Linked DNA regions of Homo sapiens: all the other regions are linked to region 1. Evidence: chromatin loops called from intact Hi-C (ENCODE). Cell type or tissue: heart right ventricle. All regions are shown on one strand. Region 1 overlaps DENND2A (DENN domain containing 2A). Region 2 overlaps DENND2A (DENN domain containing 2A). Region 3 overlaps LOC105375535 (a long non-coding RNA gene).

Region 1 (8,000 bases):
TTTCAGTGAGCAGTCCAATTCCTTGGTGTCTTCTCCCCACCCCTAGAGCTGGCCCAGATCACTCATCATGAGTTCCACCCTCAATCCATCCAGCCTAGGACTCTGCCCAATGCGGCAAGCCCAAGAACTATGCTATGGCAGCTGGGGTGTTCCTTTGCATGATGTTGGCCTCAGGTTAGGGATCTGCACTGAACATCCTTAATTTCTTTTAATAGCCCGTTTTCTTTCATACATTTTATTGAAACCTATTTACATTTCAAGTCTGTATCACCTCTATAACTTTATTTTTTGTTTTTGTTTTTGAGACAAAGTCTTGCACTGTCGCCCAGGCTGGAGTGCAGTGGTGTGATCTCGGCTCACTGCAACCTCTGCCTCCCAGGTTCAAGCTATTCTGTTGCCTCAGCCTCCCAAGTAGCTGAGACTACAGGTGCCTGCTGCCACACCCGGCTAATTTTTGTATTTTTAGTACAGACGGAGTTTCACCATGTTGGCCAGGATGGTCTCAAACTCCTGACCTCATTATCCACCCGCCTCAGCCTCCCAAAGTGCTAGGATTACAGGCGTGAGCCACCGCGCCCAGCCTGGGCTGGGATTTTATGAAGGAGTTTGTTTTCATCCCTCCCACCCCCTTTGCATGGCTTGGTGGACATCAGAAGAAGGACCCCATTTAGCCTTGAGTCTTCAGTTTCAGAGACCCTCAGCAAACCAGATCACCTCTGGAAACAAAGGAGGGAGGAGAATAGGCCTGGAACACTCTGGAACAACCTAGTTTCCCAGCAGAGAGAACAGCAATCTCTGTGTTGCTAGAGAACCTGAAACCATCCCATACCAGATGCAGTGGCTTGGCCATGGGGATGTAGCAGGGAGGTTACTGGAGAGGAAGCCTCACCGTTGGGGCAGCACCAGGCGGTGCAACACTAAGAGTGAAATCCACTCTCTGCTCACCGGGAGGGAGGCAGCTATTTAAAGAGAAAAAAACATGCACATGGGTACCAACTTGAGGGAATTCAGGAACATTTCAACAAGTGCAGAATAAGAAGATATACACACAGGCTGGGTACACGGTGGCTCACACCTGTAATCCCAGCATGCCTGTAATCCCTCCCTTTGGGAGGCCGAGGCAGGTGGATCACTTGGAGTCAGGAGTTCGAGACCAGCCTGGCCAACATGGTGGAACCCTGTCTCTACTAAAAATACAAAAATTAGCCAGGCATGGTGGCGGGCACCTGTAATCTCAGCTACTTGGGAAGCTGAGGCAGGAGAATCGCTCAAACCTGGGAGGCGGAGGCTGCAATAAGCCAAGACTGCACCACTGCACTCCAGCCTGGGCAACAGAGTAAGACTCCATCTCAAAAAAAGAAGATATAGACACAAAGCACAAAAGCTGAAAGCACATATCATCAGAAATGGAGTGGGATGGTGTCAGGGTTACCTAAAAAACACCTTCTTGAGGTGGCAGCGAGTCTCCGAAGTGCTGCTCAGGCCTGCTGGGCGTTCCATGCTAGTCTGGGATTTCCACCTAGCAGGTAACAGTTCCTCAAGAGACAGAGATGCTCTCCACTGGGACTCTCAGGGACAGAACCGTTTTCAAAAGTCCTATAAACTCTCCATGGGGAGTACAGATATGCTGTTGCCAGAGAGAGCCCCGCAACCATGTGGGGCCGGAAACCATTGATTTTGCCATCCTCTGTCATCCCGTTCGTCCACACTGTCCTCAGTCTCATAGCTGAGTGTGAGACGCTTGCTTCCCTACCAAAGCTACCTCCTCCGCCCCCCGTCTTCTGGCATCTTTCTTTTCCCCCAATCCTTTTGTTTTGCTTTTTTTCTTTCCCTTTTCCCCCACCAGTGGGTCACCCCTGATGAGGACCTCAGAGCCCTGGGACTGCGACACCCGTGAGAGGCCTGGCTGCGTAGCTGGGCCCCTCCTTCATGGCTGCTCCTGTTCCCTGGCAGGTGATCGAACTGTGCCGCCCGCTGGACTCCCGGCTCGAGCACGTGGACTTTGAGTCTCTCTTCTCCTCCCTCAGCGTCCGCCACCTGGTCTGTGTGTTTGCCTCCCTGCTTCTGGAGAGGAGGGTCATCTTCATTGCAGACAAGCTCAGGTACCCGCCTTGGCTACTTCTGCTAAAGCGTTTGAATGACAGTCGCTCTTGGACCCTCTAGTCTGTAGAGCAGGTGACCGCCTAGCATTGAAGAGTAAGCCCTTCTGAGATAAGGATGGAATAGGCTGGGCGCGGTGACTCACACCTGTAATCTCAGCACTTTGAGAGGCTGAGGTGGGTGGATCACTTGAGACCAGGAGTTCGAGGCCAGCCTGTGCAACATGGTGAAACTCCGTCTCTACTAAAAATAGAAAAATTAGCCAGCCATGGTGGCCCACGCTTGTTATCCCAGCTACTTGGGAGGCTGAGGCACGGGAATCGATTGAACCTGGGAGGTGGACATTGCAGTGAGCTGAGATCTCACCACTGCACTCCAGCTTGGGCAACAGAGGGAGACCTTCCCTCCTGCCCCCACAAATAAAGGATGGCCAGGCACGGTGGCTCATGCCTGTAATCCTAGCACTTCGGGAGGCCGAGGCAGGCGGATCACCTGAGGTCAGGAGTTCAAGACCAGCCTGGCCAACATGATGAAACTCAGTCTCTACTAAAGATACAAAAATCAGCCAGTCATGGTGGCTCGTGCTTGTAACACCAGCTACTTGAGAGGCTGAGGTACAAGAATCGCTTGAACCCAGGAGGCAGAGGCTGCAGTGAGCTGAGATCGCACCATTGCACTCCAGCCTGAGCAACAGAATGACATTCCATCTCAAAAATAAAAATAAAATAGGCCAGGCGCAGTGGCTCACACTTGTAATCCCAGCACTTTGGGAGGCCGAGGCGGGTGGATCACAAGGTCAAGAGATTGAGACCATCCTGGCCAACATGGTGAAACTCCGTCTCTGCTAAAAATACAAAAATTAGCTGGGCATGGTGGCGTGTGCCTGTAGTCCCAGCTACTCAAGAGGCTGAGGCAGGAGAATTGCTTGAACCCAGGAGGCAGAGGTTGCAGTGAGCCGAGATCATGCCACTGCACTCCAGCCTGGTGACAGAGCGAGACTCCATCTCAAAAAATAAAAAATAAAATAAAATAAAGGATGGAATCAGTCGGCAGCTCAGACTGGAGATCTGGGGGGCACACTGTTTTGCACTGCTGTGTGCGACTTCCCTGGCATTGGTGGGCTTTCCACTCATTCTGCCATGTGTCATACACTCTGCTATGTGGTAGGAAAACAGAGAAAAGACACAGCTGGCATGGTGGCTCACGCCTGTAATCACCGCACTTTAGGAGGCTGACGTGGAAGGACTGCTTGAGGGAAGTAGTTTGAGACCAGCCTGGGCAACACAGTAAGACCCCCATCTCTACAAAAAACGTAAAAAAAAAAAAAAAAAAAATTAGCCAGGTATGGTGGCTCGAGCCTACAGTCCCTGCTACTAGGGAAGCTGAGGTAGGAAGATCACTTGAGCCCAGAAGTTCAAGGTTGCAGTGAGCTATGATCATGCCACTGCACTCCACCTGGGCAACAGAACAAGACCTTGTCTCAAAAAAAAAAAAAAAAGAAAAGAAAAGAAAAACACAGACTTGTCTCAGTGCAGTGGGGTAACAGAGACATAAGCCGACTCTCCAGGACCACATTAGAGGCAGGTAGAGGCAGTGAGTTCTGGAGACCGAGGGAGGGCACTCACTCCCAGGGAGGCGAGTTCTGAGGGCCAACACTCAGAACAAGTAGTCAGCACATTGCAGGCAAAAGGAGCCATCCTACATAGATATGGGGACAGGTGAGGCCTAGCTGTCACCTTCAGGACTGTAAAGTAGGCCAGGCGCGGTGGCTCATGACTGTAATCCCAGCACTTTGGGAGGCCGAGGCAGGTGGATCACTTGAGGTCAGAAGGTCAAGACCAGCCTGAACAACATGGTGAAACCCCGTCTCTACTAAAAATACAAAAGAATTTAGTTGGGCGTGGTGGTCCACGCCTGTAATCCCAGCTACCTGGGAGGCTTGAAGAAGAATCGTTTGAACCCGGGAGGCGGAGGTTACAGTGAGCTGAGATTGCGCCATTGCACTCCAGCCTGGGCAACAAGAGTGAAACTCAAAAAAAAAAAAAAAAAAAAAAGAGAGAGAAAAAGAACTGCAAAGTAGTTCACTAGGGCTGGCCCAGAGAGAGGAAGATGGGGGAGGGAGAGATGAGCCGGCAGTGGTGGACAGAGGCCAGCTCACAGAAGGCTGCAGGGCCATGCTCAAGAGGACAGACCATCGTGAGGGCATCCCTCCTCACCGTTAAAGCAAATCCCCTCCCATCACACACACAAACTCAGTGCCCCATAGGAGGCCACCCCCGTCCCAGTGGGCACATTCAATAATTTGCTAAGGCCACGTCACAAAACAAAGAAGATCCGGAAGGAAATGCAGACAAGGACTTGGGTTCGTTCTGAGCTTCTAAAAAGAAGCTCATTTTTGAAATACTGAATCAGAGCCTTCTTTGCTTTGGAACTGGGGGCACAGAAGCGTGAGGGGTGTGGCTGCAGCCCCAGGAAGGGCTGAGATGCGGGGCCAGCCAACCGGGTGGTGCAGATGAGGCCACCTGAGAAGTCCATCTGGAAAGAAGCAGTGCCAAAAACAAAAAAAAACCTGAAGCACTGTGGTTTGGAGAGGAAATCTGACTCTGAACTATGGAAAACAAAAGGGAAGGAAAAAAAAAGGCATAGAAGAATGGAAGGGACAAACTCCGTAGATGTGGAATTCCTCAGGAGGCGGGGCGGGAAGCGGCCCCACCCTCTCCCCTCATGCGCCGCATCTGGTCACCTTTCTGATGCACCTCTTTGGACAGCAGCCATCTGGCTGTTCCCAGCCTGCTCCCACCCTGTGTTTTAGTTCGCTATGCACTTTTAAATGTCAGCGTGATCGTACTCCCGGTGCACTTTTGTCAGCTCAGGAAGCAGGCCCTCTCTGTAAGCCTTGCAGCTGGTGCTGGGCGCTGAGGAGCTCTCCAAGCTCCCGGGCACTGGGGAATTCAGCCCAGGGAGTTCTCAAGGTTGGAGCCCTGGAAGCCAGGATGAGTAATAACCCTTCAGTGGCCAGGATCGGATTTCATCAGCACCATAGTAACTGTCTTTATCTTCTCCATCCCCCACTCCCTCCATCCGCTAGAGGTGGAATTCTCAGGCTTGGATGTGGGGGAGGGGAAAATGATGGATTTCAGAAAGGCCTGGGCTAGAAGTGGAAAGCCAGCCAAGGAAACCCAGCACCCCCCAGGAGTGGTGGTGGGGACAGAGTCCCCCGGGAACGTGCCTGCGGGGTGAAGATGCTAGACTTGGGGAGGACCCACCCTGAGAAGATGTCTGGGAAGGGCACAGCTGGAGAGGAGCCGTGGGCCCCCTCACACACCCCAGCCTCCCCCAGACTCCCTCCAGGGGGAAGAAAACAAAGTATCATCCATTTTTCTGGTAAAAGTACAGTGAGACACCAGTCTCACTGGTGACAGAGAGAGACTCTGTCTCTAAAAATTAAGGAGAAGAAAAAAAACTTAAAAACATTAAGTGCAGGGAGAGAAAAGGTGGGAACAGAAAAGGGAAGGGGCCTTGTCAGAGACAAACACATCTCCAAAGGGCAATGCAGGAGGACATGTCAGAAGGCTCAGGGCACAAAGAAACCTGGAAATGCCAGCCAGGCTCAGTGGCTCACGCCTGTAATCCCAGCACTTTGGGAGGCCGAGGCGAGTGGATCACCTGAGATCAGGAGTTCAAGACTAGCCTGGCCAACATGGTGAAATCCCGTCTCTACTAAAAATACAAAAATTAGCTGGTCGTGGTGGCGTGCACCTGTAATCCCAGCTACTCGGGAGGCTGAGGCAGAAGAATCATTTGAACCTGGGAGGCAGAGGTTGTGGAGAGCCGAGATCATGCCATCGCACTCCTGCCTGGGCGACAGAGCGAGACCCTGTCTAAAAAAAAAAAAGAAAGAAAGAAACCTGGAAATGCCTGCCCCAGTGACGTCTGAGAGAGGACTTGACGCCTCCGCCTTTTTGCTGGACAGATTTCCGGGTGGACAGGTTGGACGCTGGGCCAGCCCCTCCCACAGAGCTGCTGTCACCAGAGACAGACAAAAATGAGCAAAGTCCAGTGGCCGAGAGTGGACCCTGCCTGGATTCCTGGGCCTTGGCTGTTCCCCAGCCACCCTCCCTGCCCTGCTCTGGGACCCCTCAACAGAGGAGACAGTCACCAGTGCAGTCCATAGGAAAGGCACTGGTGTTTCTCTCCAACCTTCCATAGTGCCTGGCATTCTGCCCTTGGAGGTTTCGTCTTTTCAAACGGCTCATGCCGTGAGTGGGTCAGATGCCAGCTGTGGCTGCCACAAGCAGGTCTCCCCACGGGCACGTTGTGCCCATCAGGGGTTTTCTTCTGCAGCAGCTGCCAAATGTCAGGCGCTGTGAGGATGGGATTTCTGTGGGAGAAGAGAAGGCAGCAGGAACGTGGATAATTGTGGTGCCCTCCTTGGAGCGAGAGCCAGGCCATGGTACAGTAATGGTGTGCGAGTGTGAGAAAGACCGTCATTGGGTTTTTAGACCCTTTACAGCTTTCAGAGGTACACATCCCTCCGCCATCACTCAGGGAGGTTTCCCAGAGTAGGGGGGACCCCTGAGCATCCTTAGCCGTTGGCCCTGGGTCTCCTCGTTCATAAGACGCGGCCCCGCATGGCTCTGACTTTCCGGGACTCCGCTGTCTTGTTTTCTCTGAAAGCAGCCCTCGCTTTTCCTGTTACAAATGGCTCCACATGCTCTCCCCGCTGCCCAATAAATCGTCCTTCCATCCTACACGGGTTCCATGCAGACCTGAAGAGATGGAAATCTGCGTAAAGAAAGGCCCGAAGAGCTCTGAGACAGGAAGAGGGTAAACAACGCGTGAGCAAAGCTGATGAGGATGACGGCAGCGACGGGGCGTGGAGTGGCCTCTGAGCGGCCTCTGTGCCGGGCGCCTTCTGAGGGTCTGACCTGCGTCATTTCATGCCCCCTACGGCCCTGTCACATGGGTAACTAACAGGCGTGCAGAGGATCCGTCATTCTGCTCAAAGAAGCAGGGAGTGGGAGAGCTGCCGGGCTTTGGAGAGGACGGAGGGAAAGCAGCTGGGCTGCAGACTCCAGGGTTGGGTGAAGGGCAGGGTCTGGGGCCCTGTCCGTTTACAGAAATGTATAAGGAAAGTCTCCCTAGCACAGGCCCTCAGGACCCGCTTTGTGCTCAGCAGTCAGGCTAACAGGTCATGGGGAAGTCTGTGCTTTTCTCCTCAGGGCCCTCCCCGCCTCCCTTACAGCCTTTGGCCTTCCAGCAGGGTCCCAGTGAGACAGGTATGATCAGGTCACCCCCAAGGCCTCCCCCAGCTTTGAAACTCTCTGACTCCATGGGCCAGGTGGAAGAATCCGTATCCACCTCGATCTGTCTGATTTATGGGAAAGTAGCCATAGGGAATTGAAGTGTTCTTTGGCCAGGCCATGACAAACAAGGGTTTGGGGACCAATGGTTGGCTGCAAGTTGCCTGACCTGGAAAATTCTGGAAAGTCTTTAGGCCAAGCGCAGTTGCTCACGCCTGTCATCCCAGTATTTTGGGAGGCTGAGGCCGGTGGATTGCTTGAGGCCAGGAGTTCGAGACCAGCCTGGCCAACATGGTGAAACCCTGTCTCTACCAAAAAGACAAAAATTAGCTGGGCGTGGTGGCACACGCCTATAATCCCAGCTACTCAGGAGGCTGAGGCAGGAGAATCACTTGAACCTAGGAGGCAGAGGTTACAGTAAGCTGAGATTGAGCCACTGCACTCCAACCTGGGCAACAGAGCGAGACTCTGTCTCAAAAAAAATAAAGAAAGAAAAAATTTTTTAAAAAAGGGCCAGGTGCAATTGCTCATCCCTGTAATCCCAGCACTTTGGGAGGCCAAGGCAGGTGGATCGCCTGAGGTTGGGAGTTCAAGACC
Region 2 (8,000 bases), 53 kb before region 1:
ACAGAGTATCGCCCAGGCTGGAGTGTGGTGGCACAATATCAGCTCACTGCATCCTCCACCTCCTGGGTTCCAGCAATTCTCCTGCCTCAGCATCCCAAATAGCTGAGATTACAGGCGCACGCCACCACGCCTGGCTAATTTTTTGTATTTTTAGTAGAGACAGGGTTTCACCATGTTGGCCAGGCTGGTCTCGAACCCCTGACCTCAAGTGATCTGCCTGCCTTGGCCTCCCAAACTGCTGGGATTACAGGCATGAGCCCCACACCCAGACCATAATGTATTTTAATATCTAGTAGAGCTTATAGAAAGTTCTTAATGTTGCTAATAATTAGTCAGTTGATCCTCTTGGACTTCCTATATATAACATCATGTCATATGCAAAAAAAAATAATAATCACTTTGTCTCTCTCCTTTTTAGTAATTATAAACCTCTTGTTTGTTTATTTACTTATTATTCACCTTTTCCAAAAATGTCTTGAGTGTTTCTGCCTGTATTTTTCTGAATGTTCTAAATATTACTATCAAATTTCACATACATAAAATATGTGGGGGTTTTTGTAATTAATATATAATTATTTGACATGCTATGTATTTGCTACATTTATTTCTAAGTCTTTTCTCTTTTTAATGCAATGGTTAATGTCTTTTTTCTCATATGGTCTTTGTATTTAAGAAAACTCTTATTTTGTGTGTGTTTGTGTGTATATATATGTGTATTTTTTAAGACATCTTAAATTTCTTATTATTTCTAATAGTCTGTTAGTTGATTCATAGAAACTATGAATATAACCATATTGTCTACAAAGAATCATCATTTTACCTTTTCTTTTTAATTTATACCTAATTCTCTTACCAAATTGCACTGGCTGAGACTTCCGAACAGTGTTAAATCGTAGTGCTGAAAGCAGCGTACAGTCTTACTTCGCCCCTAACTTTAATGGTAACGCATCTAGAGTTTCACTCACAGGCACTCTTATTTGAGATATGTTTTTATGTTATCAAGTTAGTGTCCATTTATATTTATTTTTTCACTTAGAGTTTTAAAAATTAGGACTAGAGATTAGATTTTTGTTAAAGTACTTTTCAGAAACTCCTGATGATCATATGATTCTTCTGCTCTGATCCATTCATATTGAATTTATATTTTAATATTAACCCATCCTTAAATGTGGGGGATGAATTCCCATTCGGGCCTGGTTTATTATTCTTTTAATGTACTACTGAATTTTATTTGCTAATATTTTAAGATTTTTGTATCAGTAAATAAATTAGACTGGTCTAGACTTGGGTTTTATTGCACTATCTTTTTTTTGCAGAATACATACAGGATGATTGCACTATCTTTACTAGGTTTGAGTTTCAGTGTTACTTGAGGTCTGGAGAAGAACTTAGATGCTTCCTTCTTTATGTTCTGAGAAAATCTGAATCCATCTCCAATAATAAATCCTTTCTCCAGCCAGTGCCAAAGCCCGGGTCCCCGAGCACTCCCATGACTTCCCTGCCCCTGCCCAGTGCTTCCCACAGCAGCCCTTCCACGCCCCTTCTGGCTCTTCCTCCAAGGAGGTCCCACACCCCCAGGGACAGGTTGATTCTGGGAAACTGGAATCCTTCATCTGTGTCATCACTGGGCAGGCGAGTCAACCTGGGGAACAGTTATTCCCATTATCTTTTCTCTCTTAACTATCATCTGCGCTTTTCAGTCTTCCAGTGTTTTCTTTATAAACAGCTAAAGTTACTTATTTCAGTCCAAAGATGAAATTTTTCTTGGCCAGTTTGAATATGGTTTCATCAGCTGTGTTTTAACAATTTTGACTTTGGGTTTTTCATTTTGTTTAAAATAGTACAATGGAGGTGATTAGGGCAAGATATTCACTTTCTACTCTTAAAAAAATAAAGTATGCTCTTTATTGTGGTCCTATCTCTTAAAAACAAAAAGGACTGTACCACGAATTTGGCAGACGCACCACCCTCTTTGAGGGAGGAAAGCCAAACCAAGGTTGAAGAAAGAAATGATTAAGGATTTAGAGGTTATGAGGGTTTCAAATTTCATGGCCAGGCTGTGTGTGCCTTAGAGAATGTATTCAGCTTATTTTCATAGGCCAATTATTTCACCTCCTTAAGAGCAAAACCAGCGGATTCAGATCCTCGGTTTAAGAAAGCGTATTTTTCTTTTTCTCTTCCTGTTTCTCTCTCTTCTTTTTTCTTTTCTCCTCTTCTCTTTCCTTCCTTTTCCCTCCTTTTCTCTCTCCCTCTCTATTTGCTGTCTTCTCTTTTCTTTCTTCATTTCTTTAAAGCCCCAGGAAATTAAATGCAAGGACTTAGGCCTTCAATCCTAAAATGGAAAATGAGAAACCCTCAAATGTCAGGAAATTCCAAAGATAAGGTTCCTACAACAACATTAACTTGGTTATATGTGTTTTATGGCATACACTTAATAGCTCTGGCAAGAATGCCTTAAGGCCGACATTTAACAAGAAAAGTTACTACTCTTTAAGTGTGAGCACCATCCTGAATTCACATGTATCTACATACTCAAAATGTCTTAACTGGAATTCAGATTTTTAAATTTTAGTTTAACCTGGTCATGTGACAGCTTGTAGATCTTTATGAAACCAAATAACTGCAATGACCAAAATTTCAACTTTTCAGCTGATTATTTTGGCATCATATAGATTTGGCCTTTCCTTGGAGCTTTAGTGTAAGACTTTCAGAACTTCTTGAGGACGTGAAACCTCAGTCATTATATGGCTGCCAGATCACACTGTGCTGTTATTGATTCCATAATTTCCATCTTCTATGGGACTGATACGGATCCCCACAGCTCTCTGGCTGGGCAGCAACCCTCGGCTCTCACAGGTTTAACAGTTAAAATTAACTTACCAGCCAAGCTGTGGTCCATCTCAGTCAGCAAGGCATCCCTGAGACAACTCGGAATTACCACGTCTAAAAACTGAATGTTTCAAGTCTTCAAAGGAGCGCATTGTTTGATTAAGTTGATGTTTAGAGCAAAAGCTACTCTGGAAGCTTCTGAGAAACTTGATTTAGTAAAGCCATTTATTTCAATAGAAGCTGCATTGGAAAACAGAGAGACGGTGCTTGCTCTTCCAAGGTTGCTGTTGTCCATTACAAGAGTGATTTTCATGTCATTTCTCATTGAAAGGTGGAAATCGTTGGATATTAGCCACAATGAGGGACAGAAATAGTTTTTCCTTCTGACATTTAGGGTTTAGATCCAGGATAGAGAAAAGCAGAAACCCTGTGAGTGATCCTAGTACACGGTGGAGGAGTTACCCGATAACAGAATGCAAGCTGAGAGCTAACGGAAGTCTCCTCCTGCCTAGCCGCCTGCCCTGAGCACCTGGTGGTAGGAAAGCCCTTCCTGAGTATGGCGAGCCATGGGGAAGAGCTGCCGTGGCCACTCAGGAGAGACAGGCAGAAAGACTCTGGCAGCTGGAGGAGGAGGATGGAAGTCAGCGCGTGGCATCCTTGATTTCTAACCCAGCTGGATGATGTTTTAAATGGTCGCTAGGTGCCAGGCTAGCCAAGCTTTTTTTTTTTTTAAACAGGGTCTTGCTCTGTCTCCCAGGCCGGAGTGCAGTGGTGCAATCTCAACTCACTGCAACCTCCGCCTCCTGGGCCAAGTGATTCTCCTGCCTCCGCCTCCGGAGTAGTTGCGACCACAGGCACATGCCACCACACCCAGCTAATTTTTGTATTTTTTGTAGAGGCAGGGTTTTGCTATGTTGCCCAGGCTGGTCTTGAACTCCTGGACTCAAGCCATCTGCCTGCCTCAGCCTACCAAAGTGCTAGGATTATAGGCGTGAGCCACCACACCTGGCCTGTAGCCAAGCTTTTTTAATCCATAGAGGAAAATAATCCTGGGGGAAATGGATTCAAAACAATTTACTAAAAATTAACTCAATAATACAGCTGCTTTTTTTTTTTAAATCTTGAAGTAGGGATAAATTATAAACAGTAAATGTAGCACTTAAAACCAGCTTTTAAAATATTCATTCACGGGGCCAGGCATGGTGGCTCATGCCTGTAATCCCAGGACTTTGGGAGGCCGAGGTGGGCAGATCACTTGAGGTCAGGAGTTTGAGACCAGCCTGGCTAACATGGGGAAACTCTGTCTCTACTAAAAACACAAAAATTAGCCAGGCATGGTGGCACACACCTGCAATTCCAGCTCCTCGGGAGGCTGAGGCAGGAGAATCACATGAATCCAGGAAGTGGAGGTTGCAATGAGCCGAAATCCTGCCACTGCATTCTAGCCTGGGCACAGAGCAAGACTCCATCTCAAAAAACAAAATGGTCCAGCAAGGTGGCTCACGCCTGTAATCCCAGCACTTTGGGAGGCTGAGGCAGGCGGATGACAAGGTCAAGAGATCGAGACCTTCCTGGCCAACATGGTGCAACCCCATCTCTACTAAAAATACAAAATTTAGCTGGGCATGGTGGCACGCACTTGTAGTCCCAGCTACTTGAGAGGCTGAGGCAGGAGAATCGCTTGAACCGGAAGGCAGAGGTTGCAGTGAGCTGAGATGCGCCATTGCACTCCAGCCTGGCGACAGAGCGAAAATAAATAAATAATAAAATAAAATACTCATTCACTTATTCAACCAACAAATATTTACCACGCACCTATCGAGTGTTAGACATAGGAATGTAATAATGAGCGAGATAGACGGAGACTCTGTCCTCACGGGATTTGCAGACCAGTAATAGTTGGAAGGACACAGCTGGTGTCGTGATCATAACTCCTGTCAGTGCTGTGAGGAATCCTGGTGCCATGGGAACATTCAGCAGGGATGTGTAGCCTATCAGGGAAACAGATGGGATCAAGAGGAAGTGACGCTCGGGCCAGCGGGAGGGTGGGGAGTGGACGTTCAGTTTGAGTGAACTAATAGGTGAAAGCCCTGAGACAGGAAAGACTGCATCATGTCAGAGGAACTGCAAGGCAGGAGTGTGGCCTGAGGGCCAGGAAGGGTCTGGGGTGAGGCCTGAAGGTCTTCTGGACCTATACACAAGGTGTGGATTTGGGCCTATTACCTAAGGGCAATGGAAAAAAGGAACATTTTTAAGAAGGGGAGAGAGATAATCAGATTTGCATGTTTAAGGCCGGGCACGGTGGCTCACGCTTGTAATCCCAACATTTTGGGAGTCTGAAGGGGGTGGATCACCTGTGGCCAGGAGTTCGAGACCAGCCTGGCCTACATGGTGAAACCTCGTTTCGGGTAAATATACAAAAAATTAGTCAGGCATGGATGGTGGGTGCCTGTAATCCCAGCTACTTGGGAGGCTGAGGCAGGAGAATCGCCTGAATCCAGGAGGCAGAGGTTGCAGTAAGCCTAGATCACAGCATTTAACCCCAGCCTGGGCAACAAGAGTGAAACTCCATCTCAGAAAAAAGAAAAAAAAAAAAAAGATTTGCTTGTTTAAGAGACCATCCTGTCAGCAGCCTGGAGACTGGGTGGGCACCAATGGGCAGGTGCGGTGAGGCGATGGGGAGAAACAGTGAGGTCTTGTGGTTACCCTGTGGTGTAGCTGCCTCGGGGACTGAGAGAAGTGGGTGGGTTCAAGAGATGCTTTGGAGGTAAAACTTGGGTTAACTAGTTAGACGTAGGCAGTAAGTGGGAGGGAGGCTAGGAGTCTGATTTCCAGGTTTCAGACCTAAACCTTTGGATGGCAACACTGGGCAAGGAGTTGGTTCTCATCAGAGAGGCAATAGGATTACGAGTTCAGCTTTGAGATTCTTCCGCATTGTCCAAATGGGAGGAGCTCTAAGTTAGCATTTCATTTACAAAAATATGGAGAAGTCATGAAGAACATTCAAAATACGACTCAGAATCACAGTGTTTGGCATTGGTTGTTGAAATTTGGCTATTACATAGGTTATAACGCCCTTCAGCAAAGTTCTTTGGAACAACCAGCTCATTCTAGCATCTCTGAAACTCAGAAGCACCAAATATCAAACGATCATTTGAGGACCTGGGAAGTAAAGTGAGGCTGAGTGGAGGTTACACCTCTTCCCCAGGCTGTGGGCTCCCCAAAGGCAGGGACCTCTCGCCTTTGTATCACCCACTTTGAGCACAATGTGACTCGCATGTTTACTTATTAAACTTGCAGGCGGGATGTGGAATGAATGTTGAAAATGTTTAAATTAGAGAGAAGCCTGTTTGGATGTGGTTATCGTTCATTAACCTTTCACAGTTTCCTTTCTCTCAAAGTTAATGTGTAAATGAAGGTACTAAAACTTTCAAGTTAAAAAAAATATTTGTAGAGAACAGAATTAGGTTAGCAGTTGAAGGATTGGTGTGATCACATTTCTCCTCTTCAGGGAGCCTAATCACCTACCTAAACCTCAGAAGGGGAGGACTGATGTCCCTGACATTTATGTAGGCTGTAGAAATAATGCTAGGTGGTCCGGGCATGGTGGCTCACACCTGTAATCCCAGCACTTTGGGGGGCTGAGGTGGGTGGGTCGCTTGAGCCCAGGAGTTCAAGACCAGCCTGGCCAACATGGTGAAACCCCCCTATCTCTACAAAAAATACAAAAATTAGCCAGGCATGGTGGCAGGTGCCTGTAATCCCAGCTACACAGGAGGCTGAGGCAGGAGAATTGCTTGAACCCTGGAGGCGGAGGTTGCAGTGAGCTGAGATCGCCCCACTGCCTTCCGGCCTGGGCGACAGAGCCAGACTCTGTCTCAAAAAAAGAAAAAAAAAAAGGGCAGGGCACGGATCACCTGAGGTCAGGAGTTCAAGACCAGCTTGCCCAACATGGCAAAACCCTGTCTCTACTAAAAACGAAAAATTAGCTGGGCGTGGTGGCTCTCACCTGTAATCCCAGCACTTTGGGAGGCTGAGGTGGGCAGATCACAACGTCAGGAGATCAAAACCATCCTGGCTAACACGGTGAAACCCAGTCTCTACTAAAAATAAAATTTTAAAAAATAGCTGGGCATGGTGGCAGGCGCCTGTAGTCCCAGCTACTCGAGAGCCTGAGGCAGGAGAATGGTGTGAACCGAGGAGGTGGAGCTTTCAGTGAGCCAAGATCGCACCACTGCACTCCAGTCTGGGCGACAGAGCGAGACTCCGTCTCAAAAAAAAAAAATAAAAATTAGCCAGATGTGGTGGCAGGCGCCTGTAATCTCAGCTACTCGGGAGGCTGAGGCAGGAGAATTGCTTGAACCCAGAGGGCAGAGGCTGCAGCGAGCCGAGATTGCACCTGGGTGACAAGAGCCTGGGCGTCAAGAGCGAAACTCCATCAAAAAAAAAAAAAAGAAGAAGAAAAGAAGGGGAGGGGAGGGGAGAGGAGGGAGAGGGGAAGGGGAGGGGAGAGGAGGGAGAGGGGAGGGGGAGGGGAGGGGAGTAGGGAGGGGGGAGGGGAGGGGAGGGAAGGGAAGGGAGGAGAAAGAGAGAGGAAGAAAAAGAAAGAAAGAAAGAAGGAAGGAAGGAAAGGGAAGGGAAGGAAGGAAAGAAGGAAGGGGAGGGAGGGAGGGAAAGAAAGAGAAGGAAAAAGAAAGAAAGAAAAGAAAAGAAAGAAAGGAAGGAAAGAAAAGGAGGGAGGGAAAGAGAAAGAAAAGAGAGAGAGAAAGGAAAGGAAAGAGAGAGAAAGAAGGAAGGAAGGAAGGAAAGAAAGAAAGAAAGAAAGAGAAAGAAAGAAAGAAAGGAAGGAAGGGAGGGAAAATAAAGAACTGCTAGGAAGAGCTAACTTTCTAAATGCTTTGGCATGTGTTACCAACACATGACAATGATAGATCAAATGTTATAATTGGAATCCTACTTTCCTACTAGTTCTAGAAACTGGGCATGTAAAGATTTCTGGCTTCTCCTTGATCTTGTATGGACTGTACCTCATGTTAATTTGTTTGCCTTTCAGACTTCCTGCATAGGAATTAGTCACCTGAAAACTAACCCTTTAATACAGGAAATAGAGCTGCTATTTGAGAAACCTTTTGATGAATCGTTTTGCAAATTAGTTTTGCAACGTGAATAAC
Region 3 (8,000 bases), 100 kb before region 1:
TTATCTCTAGAAGAGGCTAATATTAGAACCTACCTACTAGGTAATCTCTGTAATGCATTAACACTGCCCAGCACATATTCAGGAAAACGTAGAGTGAGAATGAGAAGAGTACTGCTCTTGCGCTTTTTTGCCTACATGAGAAGGCTGGGGCTGGGAGGGACCAGACAGCCCCTGTGATCTCCCCAGGAATCTGACACCCAAAGAGGGAAGTTGACTCACCCAAAGTCACACTCCCAGCGAGAGCAATAGTATATCAGCTGGCTTGCCTTTAGCCAATCTTTTTTATTTTGATTTGAGTTAATCTGAGAGACGTAGGAAGGGGACAGATATTAGAGCTTTCAGAAATATGTTCTCTCAAGCAAGGTGTGGCCTCTGAGAGTCAGTGCAGTGCTGTACAGTCATTTGGAGATCTGAAGGCTGACCTTGGGCCTGGGGTGGATTTTAGTACAAAGAGGGTGATCTGGCAATGAGGACACGGATGTAATGCCTAGCTCATAACCTGGTGTGATTAAAATATTTTCTTCTCAGCCGGGCGCAGTGGTTCACACCTGTAATCCCAACACTTTGGGAGCCCGAGGCGGGTGGATCACGAGGTCAGGAAATCGAGACCATCCTGGCTAACATGGCGAAACCCCGTCTCTACTAAAAATACAAAAATTAGTTGGGCATGGTGGCGCATGCTTGTAGTCCCAGCTACTCGGGAGGCTGAGGCAGGAGAATCGCTTGAACCTGGGAGGCGGAGGTTGCAGTGAGCCAAGATCACACCACTGCACTCCAGCGTGGGCAACAGAGACTACATCTCAGGATGTAGTGGCTCATGCCTGTAATCCCGGCACTTTGGGAGGCTGAGGCAGGCAGATCACCTGAGGTCGGGAGTTCCAGATGAGCCTGACCACATGGAGAAACCTCGTCTCTACTAAAAATACAAAATTAGCCAGATGTGGTGGCGCATGCCTGTAATCCCAGCTACTCGGAAGGGTGAAGCAGGATACGCTCTTGAACCCAGGAGGCGGAGGTTGCAGTGAGCTGAGATCACGCCATTGCACTCCAGCCTGGGCATGCCAAGAGTGAAACTCCGTCTCAAAAAAAAAAAAAAAAAAAAAAAAATATATATATATATATATATATATATATACATACACATATTCTTCTTTTGGCTGGGCGCGGTGGCTGACACCTGTAATCCCAGCACTTTGGTAGGCCAAGGCAGGCAGATCACCTGAGGTCAGGAGATCAAGACCAGCCTGGCCAACATGGTGAAACCTCGTCTCTACTAAAAATACAAAAATTAGCTGGGCGCAGTGGTAGGCACCTGTAATCCCAGCTACTAGGGAGGCTGAGGCAGGAGAATTGCTTGAACCTGGAAGGCAGAGGTTGCAGTGAGCCGAGATCACGCCATTGCACTCCAGCCTGGGTGACAGAGTGAGACTTTGTCTCAAAAAAATAATAATAAAATAAAATATATTTTTTCTTCTTCTTGTTTTTGTTTGTTTTTTGAGACAGGTAAGACAGGGTCCTGTTCTGTTGCCCCGGCTAGAGTGCAGTGGTGAGATCACGGCTCACTGTAGCCTCAACCTCCCTGGTGTGTGCCACCACACCCAGCTAATTTTTTATTTTTTGTAGAAATGGGGGTCTCACTATGTTACCCATGCTGGTCTTGAACCCCCAGCCTCAAGTGATCATGCTGCCTTGGCCTCCTAAAGTGCTGGGATTACAGGCATGAGCCACTGTGTCCAGCATGATTAAAATCTTTAATGAGGGCTGGGCGCAGTGGCTCATACCTGTAATCCCAGCACTTTGGGAGGCTGAGGCAGGCAGATCATGAGGTCAGATCAAGACCATCCTGGCCAACATGGTGAAACCCTGTCTCTACTAAAAATACAAAAATTAGCCAGGCATGGTGGTGCGTGCCTGTAATCCCAGCTACTCAGGAGGCTGAGGCAGGAGAATCCCTTGAACCAGGGAGTCGGAGGTTGTAGTGAGCCGAGATCACGCCACTGCACTCCAGCCCGGTGAGAGAGTGAGACTCTGTTTCAGAAAAAAAAAAAAAAAAAAAAAAAAAATCTTTAATGAAGCGTATTACCTCACTCCTTCTCCTGACTCTGAAGAGATTGCCTCGTTGGGCCAGAAAGTAGGCAGGGAAGTCTCTCAGAAGCAAGAGGTAGGTGCCTTTCATCCTGTGCACAGAAGTCCACACAGAAGAGTTGGATTCACTGGCCTGACTGTCCTGTATTCTGAAATCACAGTGACCACAAAGAGCTACAACAGCTTAAACACAGAAAGCCATGCCTCTAAAAAGTATCCAAATCACCACATTCTTGTTCCTTTTTTTTACTGTTCAAATACATCGTCCAAAAGGAACAGAAAGAATGTAAGTGTAGAGGGTACTTGGTGTGGCAGGCTTCATATTTGAGACTTTGCCTAGTGATGAATGACCTGGAAAGTTCACACCTTTATTCTTTGCTTTTTGTCATAAACACGCCAGTCTTTATGAAGTTACAGACACTTTAATTCTTTGTGTGAAAAAAAGACAGTCCAAAATAAATTAGGGTCATGAAATCAAACAGAAATGATTCTTATCTCAAAATGATATGTTGAGATGCTGTCTGCCAATGCAGAGATTCTCCCGGATTCCCCGTGGTAAGCCAGCAAAGGTCAGCCATCCATGGTAATAAACAAAGACCATCTGCCCCACAGCACCCCTAGTGGGCCTCAACAGCTGCCCATCTTATAGTCCCAGCCAAAGCGGTAGGTGTGAGAGCGTCCCCGGAAGACAGAGGGCACAGAGGCATCTCTGCCAAAGACCAGCCCTTCGCAGCCAGGGAGGATGAAAGAGCCTTAGGGCTTCAGTCTGGGCTCTGCACACTCCTGGGTGGCCTCTGCTCCCCCTCTACCCCTCCCACTCCTATCCCACACCTCCTGGATTGCATCTGATTGGGACCAATAACAAACCAAGCCTGGTTTTGAGGTTTGGGTGGGATGCTTGGCTTGGTTTTGTTTCCTCAGAGAGAGGCAGCCAGGAGGGCCTGCAAGGAACTGGCACCCAGCTGTGTCTAGGTGGGAGAATGGGCTGAGGATGGAGTTAGAGATGGAATGAGAGAGGCAGGGGGGAGGTGGCCTTCTGTGGAGGAAAGGCATCAGGTGCCAGCAAGAGACTAGAAGGGGAGCCCTGACATCTGTAAGCCCTGACTTAGAGCCTCTCTAAGATGGCTCGGTGGGCTCTGAGCCTGCAGGGCTTTGGTCTATGGATGGGAGGGATGTAGGGGAGGCTTGGCCAAGGCTGTGTCAGGGTGAGGCTGTAGACTTTTCCCTGCCCTTAAGAGAAGTTCCTTCCTTGCTCTACCTCATCCAAACTTGTCTAAGCACAGACATGTGATTCTTCTCCCCACACCAGCTCTCCAGATGATCAATCAATCAATAAACCTCTTGTCCATCAATCATCTACTGTGTGTATAGCTTTTTTCTTTTCTTTTTAAATATAATTTAATGATTATGGTTTTTATTTTTTTTTTTTTTGAGACAAGGTCTTGCTCTGTCACACAGGCCAGAGTGCAGTGGCACAATCTCTGCTCACTGCAACCTCTGCCTCCCATGTTCAAGTGATTCGCGTGCCTCAGCCTCCTGAGTAGCTGAGATTATAGGCGTGCGCCACCACGCCTGGCTAATTTTTTGGTATTTTCAGTAGAGACAGGGTTTCACCATGTTGCCAGGCTGGTCTCGAACTTCTGGGCTCAAGTGATTCACCTGCCTCAGTCTCCCAAAGTGCTGAGATTGAGATTACAAGCATGAACCACTGAACCCAGGCTAATTATTTCCAGTTTTTTTCCTACAGATGGATTCTGACTATGTTGCCCAGGCTAGAGTGCAGTGGCTATTCACAGGTACGATCCCACTACAGATTAGCACAGGAGTTTTGACCTGTTCCATTTCTGACCTGGGCTGATTAACCCCTCTTTAGGCAACCTGGTGGTCCCTTGCTCCCAGGAGGTCACCATATTGATGCTGAACTTAGTGCAGACACTGGATTGGCAAAGTGCACCACAACCCAGGACTCCCAAGCTCAAGTGATCCTCCTGCCCCAGCCTCCCATGTGTATACCTTTCACCTATGCACCTATGCAGTGAGCCAAGATCACATCATTGCACTCCAGCCTGGGCAACAAGAGCAAGGCTCCGTCTCAAAAGAAAAAAAGAAGAAACCACGGGAAATGGGAAGTACCGAGGGATATGACAAGGCTAGCCCCACCCATCAAGGCAGGGGACAGAGCCTGAGAAAGAGCCTTCGGACACTCTCTCAAATGTTTTCATTTCCACTGAGATTCCTTTTGGATGTAAATGTTGACAGAGCATCATTTTTGTCCCAGGCACTTTGACCAGTCATGGCATTAGGTCCGCCCTGCAACTCTGAACAACGAAGCATCATTCCTGCCATTTCATGGATGGGAAAACCAAGCCCCAACGGGTTATGTGCTTTATCTGAGGTCCCACAGACCCAGACCTGTCTGGCTCAACCCATGTTCTTTTTGTTACCCCATGAAGCCTGTGAGCATCGGCTCTGCCCAGGGCCAGCTCCTCTGGAGGGAGAGTTCTGGATCAAGAACCAATCCATGTCCTCACTGTGGCTCCCCCCTCTGGAAGGAACAGGCAGTGCAGTTCCTTGGGGCATCCCTGACTCAAACCATCCCCTTGAGATCTGGCTCCCCTGCTTGGGTCACTGGGATCCATTCCTTCTTGGCCTCTTGGCTGGCAGGATCTTTCTTCTGTCTCATCACCACCTGCCTGCCCTCCCAGGTTCAAGTGATTCTCCTGCCTCAGCCTCCCGACTAGCTGGGATTACAGGCACCTGCCACCATGCCTGGCTAATTTTTGTATTGTTAGTAGAGACAGGGTTTCACCACGTTGGCCAGGCTGGTCTCGAACTCATGACCTCAGGTGATCCGCCCGCCTCGGCCTTCCAGTGTGCTGGGATCACAGCCATAAGCCACCGCGTCCGGCCTGGTTTCTTTATTTTAATTTTTATTGGAAGGCAGTCAGAGCCTGGAAGAGAGAGTCTGTTCCATCCAGTGTCGGAGCAAGAGACAGAGCCGCAGGCCCATTGAATGCATTACTCCCTTGGCTTATGGCTGAGATAAAGCCAGCTCTGTTGCCTGTGCGTGCTGGTAGACGATCCTGGACCTAAAAGGGGTGGGGAGGAAGGGGGAGTTGAGCGCTGATGTAGGAGAAGAAAAACTGCCTGCCTCCCATTCTTCAACCTTGACACTCTGTGTTCATGGGGAAAAAAAAAAAGGAGATTAGGAAAATAATAACCAACAGGAGAGTACCCGTGAGTCCTCCCATGGGCCAGGCACCATACCAAACCCTCAAAACAGCGCTCTTAGGAGGCCGCAGCCATTGCCATTTCCACCCTACAGATGAAGGGTTTAAAAAGCTGGGATTTCAAGGCTGAGCAACCTGCTGCAGAGCTGAATGTGCCCCTCCAATCAAGGCCTGCGCTCCTCAGCAGGACGCTGGAGGAAAAGGAGGGAGAGGAAGGAAGAAATGTACTGCAGTGTTCCAGGGCTGCTCTGTGTGGAAGAAACAGGGTTACTATTCAGGAGGCTGAGGTGGGGAGTTCAAGGCCAGCCTAGGCAACATAGCAAGACCTTGTCTCAATATAAATTAATTGAAATAAATGTTAAAATAAAATAAAAAAGACTGGGCACGGTGGCTCATGCTTGTAATCCCAGCACTTTGGGAGGCCAAGGTGAGGGGATCACCTGAGGTCGGGAGTTTGAGACCAGCCTGGTCAACATGGCGAAACCCCATCTCTACTAAAAATACAAAAATTAGCCGGGTGTGGTGGCGCATGCCTGTAATACCAGCTACTTGGGAGGCTGAGGCAGGAGAATCACTTGAACCCAGGAGGCGGAGGTTGTGGTGAGCCGAGATTGCACCACTGCACTCCAGCCTGGGCGACAGAGCAAGACTCTGTCTCAAAAAATAAAAATTAATTAAAATAAAATAAAATGAAATAAAATAAAATATAAAGAAGCAAGATTAAAGACTCAAAAGAGAAATCAACTTTGTCCCTTTCCTCTCACTTTCACTTTTCCCAGCTTGAGGCCAGGCATGACCTCCTACCCGAAGCATTTTCCAACATGAAGAGAAGCTATGGACAGAGAAGGAGGACAGGGGACGAATATACTGTTGGAGTTGTCAGCGCCAGGAACAGGAGAAGAGGGGATGACGGAGAGGCCCTTCCAGGCTCCAACGTGTAGCACCAGCCTTGGAGGGCTATCGTGGGCTACCCTGTCTCCCTCCTCCAGGGAGCCAGCATGGGGGGGCCACAAGGTGAAGGAGGGAGGGGTCCCTATGTGGGACCCCTGTCATGGGCAGAGCCACAGGATGACCCAGCAATGGGAGCAGCCAGCTCTGAGAAGTTGGAGGGCTGGGGGCTGTGAGAGGCAGGCAAGGTTAGAAATCCACAAAGCACAGGCTGTACACAGTTCATCAGACTCAGACCCAAGGAACTAAGGCAGGAGTTATTTTCCTAAAACAGATTAGTGTCCAGAAGTCAAAGATGAGGGAGTGGAAGGCCAGGCATAGTGGCTCACACCTATACAATATAATCTCAGCACTTTGGGAGGCTGAGGTGGGAGGATCACTGGAGGTCAAGAGTTTGAGATCAGCCTGGCCAACATGGTGAAACCCTGTCTCTACTAAAAATACAAAAATTAGCTGGGCATGGTGGCAGATGCCTGTAATCCCAGCTACATGGGAGGCTGAGGCAGGAGAATCACTCAAACTCAGGAGGCTGAGGCTTCAGTGACCCAAGACCATGCCACTGTACTCCAGCCTAGGTGACAGAGTGAGAATCTGTCTCAAAAAAAAAAAAAAAAAAAAATTAGGCCAGGTGCGGTGGCTCACACCTGTAATCCGAGCACTTTGGGAGGCCAAGGCGGGTGGATCATGAGGTCAGGAGTTTTTAAGACTAGCCTGGCCAAGATGGTGAAACCCTGTCACTACTAAAAATACAAAAAAATTAGCCGAGCGTGGCGCGGTGGCAGGCGCCTGTAATCCCAGCTACTCAGGAGGCTTAGGCAAAAGAATCGCTTGAACCCAGGAGGCAAAGGTTGCAAGCCAAGATTGCACCAGTTTGCTTTCTTATATGTTGTAGCAGCCCTGGGAATAATTAACCCTCAAGAAGCCAAGTCTTGGCCAGGCGTGGTGGCTCACATCTATAATCCCAACACTTTGGGAGGCCAAGTCAGGAGGATCACTTGAGGCCAGGAGTTCAAGATTAGCCTGGGCAACATAGCAAGACCTACAAAAAATAAAAAAGCCGACCATGATAGCATACATCTGTAGTCCTAGCTAATTGGGAGGCTGAGGTGGGGAAATTGCTTGAGCCCAGGAGTTCGAGGCTGAAGTGAGCTATGATAGCAACACTGCACTCCACCGCGGGTGAGAGACTGAGACTGCCTCAATCAATCAATCAATAAAAAAGAAGCCAAGCCTGGGAGGCTGAGGCAGGTGAATGGCGTGAACCCAGGAGGCGGAGCTTGCAGTGAGCCGAAATCGCTCCACTGCACTCCAGCCTGGGCGACAGAGCGAGACTCCGTCTCAAAAAAAAAAAAAAAAAAAAGCCAAGCCTCTGATCTTTATTTAGAAAGTGAAAAACTTACTGAATAATGCTTCAACAAACAAAACAATAATTTAAATGCTTACACTTTAAAAAAAAAGCTTGCACTTTGCAAATGTGGGCTCTAAAAGTTGACTATGCTTAGTTAAAATGGGTATGTCATGAGGAGTTTAAGGAACTTAAGCCCTAGAAAAGCTTCAAAGAGTTCCCAGAAAGCATAAAACCCTCAGCTGAGAAGAAAACAGAGATTTTTTTCCTGTGACTTTGAACAAGTCCCTCAAATCTCAAGCTCCCAGTCTATAGGCACTGCCTGGGCAGTATTACGTCATTACACCCATCTTTTATTTTTCACTGTCTCCCTCCTGCCTTTCTCTCGCGCG

Evidence for each region. Hi-C counts contacts between places; a loop is a spot of excess contacts. Peaks named below come from ENCODE experiments on the same cell type or tissue, not always from the same donor. Only the 100,000 strongest peaks of a DNase experiment are listed, where the experiment ranks them.
Region 2: it touches region 1 in a loop (2.0-fold over the local background); 5 of 110 quality-filtered maps call a loop at or near these places.
Region 3: it touches region 1 in a loop (3-fold over the local background); 6 of 110 quality-filtered maps call a loop at or near these places.

Annotation. Positions count from the first base shown.
Region 1 is chr7:140,538,720-140,546,719 of GRCh38, reverse strand. It overlaps DENND2A (DENN domain containing 2A), which reads left to right. Exons shown (of 20, transcript NM_015689.5): 14 at 1,954-2,102. Among named protein-coding and RNA genes, the nearest start is that of MKRN1, 63 kb to the right of the region's middle. RefSeq lists an enhancer at 1,515-2,015. In heart right ventricle, no CTCF peak of the experiment used is centred here; DNase peaks (open chromatin) are centred at 3,813, 4,249, 4,929 and 5,232; H3K4me3 peaks cover 278 bases; H3K27ac peaks cover 2,274 bases.
Region 2 is chr7:140,591,327-140,599,326 of GRCh38, reverse strand. The region is part of intron 3 of DENND2A (DENN domain containing 2A); the gene reads left to right. Among named protein-coding and RNA genes, the nearest start is that of DENND2A, 45 kb to the left of the region's middle. RefSeq lists enhancers at 4,704-4,998, 4,936-5,436. In heart right ventricle, no CTCF peak of the experiment used is centred here; a DNase peak (open chromatin) is centred at 4,843; H3K27ac peaks cover 4,260 bases.
Region 3 is chr7:140,641,955-140,649,954 of GRCh38, reverse strand. LOC105375535 (a long non-coding RNA gene) reads right to left here. Exons shown (of 6, transcript XR_928047.3): 2 at 2,084-2,234. It also overlaps the pseudogene RN7SL771P. Among named protein-coding and RNA genes, the nearest start is that of DENND2A, 5.1 kb to the right of the region's middle. RefSeq lists a silencer at 2,647-2,822. In heart right ventricle, CTCF peaks have their summits at 2,709 and 4,624 (motif pointing left); no DNase peak of the experiment used is centred here; H3K4me3 peaks cover 270 bases; H3K27ac peaks cover 1,741 bases.